Regions from separate parts of the Homo sapiens genome. Here region 1 is linked to region 2. A link is a contact called in ENCODE Hi-C or POLR2A ChIA-PET data. All regions are on one chromosome and are shown on one strand. Each heading gives the region's core, a stretch centred on a gene start or an enhancer-like site at or near the end of the contact. The rest is flanking DNA. Distances are from core to core; before and after follow the strand shown. Region 1 holds the start of TRABD (TraB domain containing). Region 2 holds the start of IL17REL (interleukin 17 receptor E like).

Region 1 (3,244 bases), core at 33-2,532, 170 kb before region 2:
ATGCAGGGGGCCCCACAGGCTCCTGCCACCCACCCACCCTGCCAGGCCCCCTCCTCGGACCCCACAGCATCAGGGCCTCCGGCGAGGCTGGCCAGCATCCCCACCAGTCACACTGCAAGGGCGGCGGCAGCAAGCGGGGAGCAGAGACACACAGCGCAGTGAGCCTGGCGGCCTGCACGGCCTCTTCAGGGACCTGAAAGCTAGGAGGCTTCCATCTGGAGGCTACCGAGGCTGCGGGAGTCCCCGCAGGGAGCTTAGCACCTCCACAAGTTCCTGGTTGTTTCTGGGACGCTAGTGCCCAGACAGCTCCCACTCCATCTTTCTTGTAAGAGTTTTGACAAAGACACACGGCAGCTTCATGATAGCTCAGTTAAAAAGACCTTTTAAGTTTGGGCTGCGCACAGCGGGGGACGATCTGGCGTCCACTTCGCCCATATGGGAACCCCGCTCTGCTCCAATTGAAGGGCAAAGGCACCTACAGAAGAGCGAAGCCCCAGGTTTCAGCGGGGCCGGAGGGGACAACGGGGGTCCGGGGCCTCCCGCTCGGCCTCCCCCAGCACCCCCAGAGACCCGCAGGCCTGGGCCGCCTTCCTCCACTCTCACCTCGGCCGGCTCCACCGCAGGCGGCAGGCGGGGGTGGCTGGGGCCCTCCCGACCCGCGAGGACCCTGGGACTCGAGGTCCGACCCGCGCCTTCCCGCGAGGCCGCCGCTGACCCTCCCCGCCCCAGCCCTGGGGGGCTCCGCTCCTCGGCAGCGCCGCTCCCGGCAGCGGTGGCAGGGGACGCGCGGGGCCTGCTCCCGCCCCAAACCTGACCCGGGCCTGACCCCCACGACCTGCTCCCCCGGCTCCAAAACCTGACCCGGGCCTGGCCCCCCCAACGACCTGCCACCCCGGCCCCCAAACCTGACCCGGGCCCGGCCCCCAACGACCCTGGTCTACCAGCCCCAAACCCTGAATCTGACCCTGGCCTGACCCCCACGACCTGCTCCCCCGGCCCCAAAACCTGAACCTGATCCGGGCCTGACCCCCACGACCTGCTACCCCGGCCCCAAAACCTGACCCGGGCCTGACCCCCCCCGCCCCCGGCCCCCACCCCCCGACTCGGGCTCGCTCCCCCCGCCCCCCACAGTCACCCCGCGGCCCTGACCCGGGCCCGCCCCCCGCTCGGTGCTGGGCCCCGTCCTCACGCACGCGCCGTCCGCGCCGCGCGGCGTACCGAGGCGAGGCAGCGGCGCTCCTCAGCCGGCCTCCATGCGGCGCGGGCCCTCAACGGACGGGGCGGGCTGGGGCCGCGGGGCGGGGCGGGGCGGACGGGCCGAGGGCGCCGGCGGCCGCGTGGCATGCCGGGAAGTGTAGTCCCACGCGCCTCCTGCTTGGCCCCGGCCCGCAACTTCGGACTACACTTCCCAGGGGGTAGCGCGCGGGGCCCCCGCCCCCCCCCCCCCCCCCGGCGCTCCCGGGTCCTAAGGAACATCGGCGCGCACTCAGGAGGGAGGGTTCGAGTCCCGCCGCGGTCACGGCCTTGCGAGGCGCGCCCACGTTCTCTGGTCGCAGCTCCCAAGCTGTGAAATGGGGACAATGCTCGCACGGCGTCCACAGGATGGTTTTCAGTCGAATGATATTGAAATGTAACTGTTCTGTGAGCCGTCAGTCCCGCACGAAAGGGACAGCCGATAGTGGGACGCGAGGAGCCGAGAACACGGGATCAGGGAACGCGCTGCCATGGCCTCGGCCTGGCCCCCTTCCCTCTGGGGATCGGCCTAGTCCGTCCTCCGGGGGTCGGCCCAGAGCGGTCCCCGACCCGGGACTCATGCCTCAGCGGGACCTCGGCCTTGCCGCAGGTTGGGGCACCCCGGGAAGGTCGGGCCCCAGGGGCCCCGCGGCCAGCCTAGCGGACGGAGAACCGGGACCAGGTGGGAGTCTTAGGGCGGGCCGACCCCCGGCCTCACGGACCCGGACGCTCAGTCACTTCCGATCGTCCGGAGGCCTCCAGGGGGACCCGGCTGGCCGCAGCCACGCCGACGCTAGACTCTCGCTGTGCGTGTTCGGCCCCGAGGGCAGGGGGAGACGGCCAGGCCCCACCCGCCGCGCCCGTCCTGCCCGGGCGCCCGGCCCCCTCGCTGTACCCAGCCTCTACCGGGGCGGCCGGGACCCGGCGGCCAAGTTGCTGCGCGCTGCGGGCACCGGCGCGGACGGGGGCCCGGGCGCTTCGCCGCCGCATGCAGACGACTCGCTGCCCGCAAGCTGCTGCGCCGTCCGCCTGCCCCGCTCTCCTGCAATGGTCCGGCCGCGCATCCCGGGCCCACGACTTCCTTCCTCCTCCACGACCCCGGGTTCTTGGCTGACCTGGCGCTGGCGCTGGGCTTAGTGCAGGCGTGGGCCTGGCAATGGTTTGCCTGCGGGCTGCATGCGCGGACCCCACAGCCAGCTCCCCGAAGCTCTGCGCCCACCTCTACGGCCCTGCCCCAGCCAAAGGATCAGGTTCTTGGAGCGGGGCCTGCCCTGGGGCCAGGACTCCAGTCACCGGGGGAGGGCTGCTGTGTCTTCCTGCCAGGCACTGATGAGTTAGTTGGGGAAAGGGGCCAGGTGGGGCCAGCTGGGGAACCATTTAGAAGAGGGAGGAGGGCGCACCTCTCTACTCGAGTGCCCTAGGACTAGCTCCTCTCTGGAGCCACGGGGAGGACCTCAGTGAGGGCTGCCCCACGCAGGAACCTTCAGCGAGCCTGGAAGGCTGACCCAGCAGGCCTGGGGTTGGGGGAGTCCAACGCAGCGCCCAGGCTTGGTCTGGGTCTGCCTGAGGCCGTCCACCAGGACTCCGTGCTGGGGAGCCTGCTTCCTTCCAGGCTCCAGGAAGGGAGGCCCCGGCCCCAGCCCCAGGTTCTGAGGAGCTGCCCCGGCTCGGGTGGCCTGCAGGGGTCCCCTCAGGTCCCTGGTCCTGAGTCTGCAGGTGGTCCTCCCGGGGTGGGGCGGATGGGTGAAAATGCCTGTCCACACGGCAGCAGGCTGGGCTGGCTGCCCACTGAGCATTCTTACACAAGAGGCCCCGCCCCCTCCTACAGCTTCCTGGTCCCCAAATGGCCAGGCCTGGCCTTAGAGAGGCCTCTGTCCTCCTTGGTGAAGGACACTCACTTTGGGCCCTAGGGCCTCTGGTTCACATCCTCTCCATTGATTCTCATTGTTCGCTGCCTTTGTGGTCATTCTGCCTTTCCGACCATCTCGGCCACATCCTCACAGGAGGGCAG
Region 2 (3,154 bases), core at 41-2,540:
GGCATGGAGGCTGGCACTAGCCACTCTCTCCAGGGCATTGTGGCCACAGGCACGCTGCTGCAGGGGGCGGGCTCAGCCCCATCTACTCTGCCCAGCAGTGAGTGCATAAGTTCCAGCCCATGGAGGGCTCTAGGCCAGGCGGGGGCAGGGTCGAGGTGCTGGCCCAGGAGGCAGGGAGGTGGGCAGTGCGGGGTGGTGGGAGGGAGGGAGGACTTCACGGTCACAGCAGCCCCTGCCGCCTTCCCTCCCCTGGGACCGAACCCCAGAGCTTGTTTCTCAAGCTCCCTCCTGACTACCCGAGCCCACAGTGTGAGGCCCACAGCCTCTCCCAGCCTGGGGGTGGTGCCGCCCTCCACACTTGGGGTGTCCTGTGGGTATTCCAGGCAGAACACCCCAGCTAGACACTCCCAGGCTCCCCAGCTATTAACTCCCGCCATCCCCCCCCCACACACACACAGACACACACACACACACACACACACACACACACACACACACACACACACACGTGGGGCAGTGCCCTCCCAGAACCTGAGGCAGGTGCAGAAGCCTCTGTGCCTGTCCAGGAAGGGAGGAGCCAGGAGGACCCAAGAACTGCACCCTGGTTCTCTCCAACCCCCTGCCCTGGCTGGAGGCAAATGGGAAGCAGTAAGCTTCTGCCCAGAAACTTTCCTATGCATTTGATGCTCCAAATAAGAAGATGACACAGAACGGCTCCCTGAGCAGAGGCTGGGCCCCAGAGTTCCCAGCCTCGGGGGGTGCCCTCCGGAGTGGGGGGGGGCTCATAGGGAGGACCACACAGGGGAGGTGGCCTTTTGCATCTTGAGGGGAGGTGGAGGCCAGGGACTTGGGTGGAATCTCAGGTCTTAGGAGAGGGCTCCCCTTAGGGGCTGGGGCTGAAGCCAGGGGCTCTGGGGTATGAGTGCCCAGGACAGATTCCACCCCTCTGCCAGCCCAGCCAGCTTTCCAGGGCCCTTGTCTACCCTCCTGGCCTCATGCATGCCTGAGGGAGGTGCACGCCGGCGGCAGCCTATCCCGCCGGCCTGGAGCCATCTCTGCACCAGTGGCCGCCCTGTGGGGAACCCCATTAGGGTGTCCTCGGACCCCAAAGGCCCCAAGGTTTCTGGATGCTTCCTTTGGAAACCTAGAAACTCCACAAGTGTCTGGCCACAGTCTTCTGGCCCCAGGCGGTGGAAAGTCTCCCGGGCTGCTGTCTGTGAAGCGAGCCCTGTTTTGCCGGGAGGGGGAGTGTCTCGCTCGCTCCAGCTGTGAAGAGCAGCCTCCACCCTCTGTTTGTCTTTGGGGCTGGAGCTGCAGGGTCAGCCTGGAGCCGCTGCCACAGGGCATCCTGCAAACTTGCCCCACTCACATCCACGCTTACCAGTGGGAGCTCTCACTGCACAGCCAGATGCTGGCTGGGCAAGCACTCGCGTTCTTGGGCCTGACCTGGGGCACTTTCCAGAGCCTGGCCATCCCCCGGATTACAGAATGTGGCCTCTCCTGTTCTCAGGTAAGCTCCTGCCTCCTCCTAGGCCCCTACACTGTGGCAGATAAGGCCCTGGTTTCTCCTCAGGTGGGTCTGGCCTGACGCTCTCAGCACATCAGCAGGTGAGGGGTTGCAGGGCCCTGGGGGGTCCGAGGGCAGCGCTGGTGAAAGAAGGATGGGAGACCTGGCCTGACCCTGCCGAGCTGCTCCGGGAAGTGTTTGCTGGAAGCTCAAGGCAGGGTGAGCCCACCTCGGACCCACCTGTGACCTCCAAGGAGGCTGTGTTAGAATCTAGGGCAGCCCGCAAGCCCATCCGGGGCTCCCACCCCACCCCGCTCGGCTGCTCTGAGCCATCGGGAGCCCGCAACACCTGGGCTTGTGTAGACACCTGCCAAGGAAACACTCGGAGAACGTGCTGAGAATGAGATGTTGGCAGTGGAGGTGGCTGGGTTGGGGTGGAGGGCTCTCACTGCACAGCCCACTCACTCAGCCTTACAGGAGAGGGCGCTTCATCAGCACCTGCAGCAGGAAGTGTACCCAGCATCCCAGGAAGGGGCCCCGGTGCCCAAGGCTGGCCGGGCACAGTGGGGACACAGGCATGGAAAGGGCACAGAAGGTGTCCCGGAAAGGGAGGACTCACTGAGGACCTGCTGGGTGCACCGTTCCTGGCATGGGGACAGCAGTTAGCAAGATGTGCCTTTAGGGTGGTGGCCTGGTCACCTCAGGGGACACTTGCGGGGACATCCAGCAGCTCCACAGGGCCTGAGACGGGTCCAGCAGAGGGCTCAGCTCAGGGAGGGGAGCAGCAAGGGCTGGAGTGCTGGGTGCCATGGGCAGGCTCAGATCCACAGGGCATTCGTGGAACAAGGAAGAAAGCAGGCTGGGATGCGTGGGAACCGGTGGCAGCAGGGGAGATGGGCGGGTTCAGGTGGGAGGGGTGTCCACCGGATGCCACCCTGCAGTGGAGATGGAAAACAGGGAGGGGGCAGGCCTGGGGATCCTGGCTAGGAGGGGGAAGGAGAAGCGAGAGATGAGACCTCAGAATCGACTTTTGCCTCTGGGAGGAAATGGTCCCTGAGTTGGGAGACATGGGGGGAGGCGGCCTTGAAGTGCAAGCTGGAAAGCTTTGCTGAGGCGGCTGCGGGGTATGCAGGCAGCCTCCCGGTCCGAGGTGTGACCGCGCTGTCCACGCTAGGACGGCCAGGTGATCCTGGGGAATGGGTGGGGACCAAGATTGAACCCTCAGTACTCCAAGGAAAGGGGCAGGGGCAAGGGCAGGGGCTGAGGCGGGTGGAAGAGGCCAGGAAGGAGGGGAAGTGCTGGAGGGGAGAGGAGAGGAGGGGTTTGGCGGGGCTGAGGGAGGGTCTCATGGAAGATGGGGTGGGGAGGGTTGAGCAGGAGGGGTCAAGGGGTGACAAGAGGAGCGGGAAGCTGGAGGTGGGTGTAGGGGCGCTGCCTGGGCAGCCTTGGACAGGGCGGTGGTTGCGAGGGGGCGCGGGAGCCCCTGCCCGCGGGGGGAAGCCAGGGAGGGGAGGCTGGGGCTACAGCCGCGCCCTGGGGGGGGACCCGCGCGGGTGACGGCGGGAGGCTGGGCCGCATGCAGGGGAGCTTGGGCGGGGTGGGGCCGCGAGCAGCCGCCCTGGGGGTTCCCTGCACACCCCCCGACGC

Evidence for each region. Hi-C counts contacts between places; a loop is a spot of excess contacts on that map. ChIA-PET counts read pairs that join two places held with the same protein, here RNA polymerase II (POLR2A). Pooled maps may share reads with other maps.
Region 1: a pooled map shows a loop between it and region 2 (2.3-fold over the local background). The contact joins the promoter of TRABD here to the promoter of IL17REL in region 2. A Hi-C loop is called at or near these places in 7 of 50 pooled maps. POLR2A ChIA-PET finds 5 or more read pairs at or near these places in 5 of 52 experiments (AG04450, BJ, PC-9 and 2 more).

Annotation. Positions count from the first base shown.
Region 1 is chr22:50,183,951-50,187,194 of GRCh38, reverse strand. It overlaps TRABD (TraB domain containing), which reads right to left and starts at 1,282. Exons shown (of 10, transcript NM_001320485.2): 1 at 1,219-1,282. RefSeq lists silencers at 534-843, 1,110-1,479, 1,750-1,849, 2,040-2,109 and an enhancer at 2,995-3,244.
Region 2 is chr22:50,010,901-50,014,054 of GRCh38, reverse strand. It overlaps IL17REL (interleukin 17 receptor E like), which reads left to right and starts at 1,290. Exons shown (of 15, transcript NM_001371417.1): 1 at 1,290-1,510. The coding sequence starts at 1,409. RefSeq lists an enhancer at 805-1,405 and silencers at 2,920-2,969, 2,980-3,154.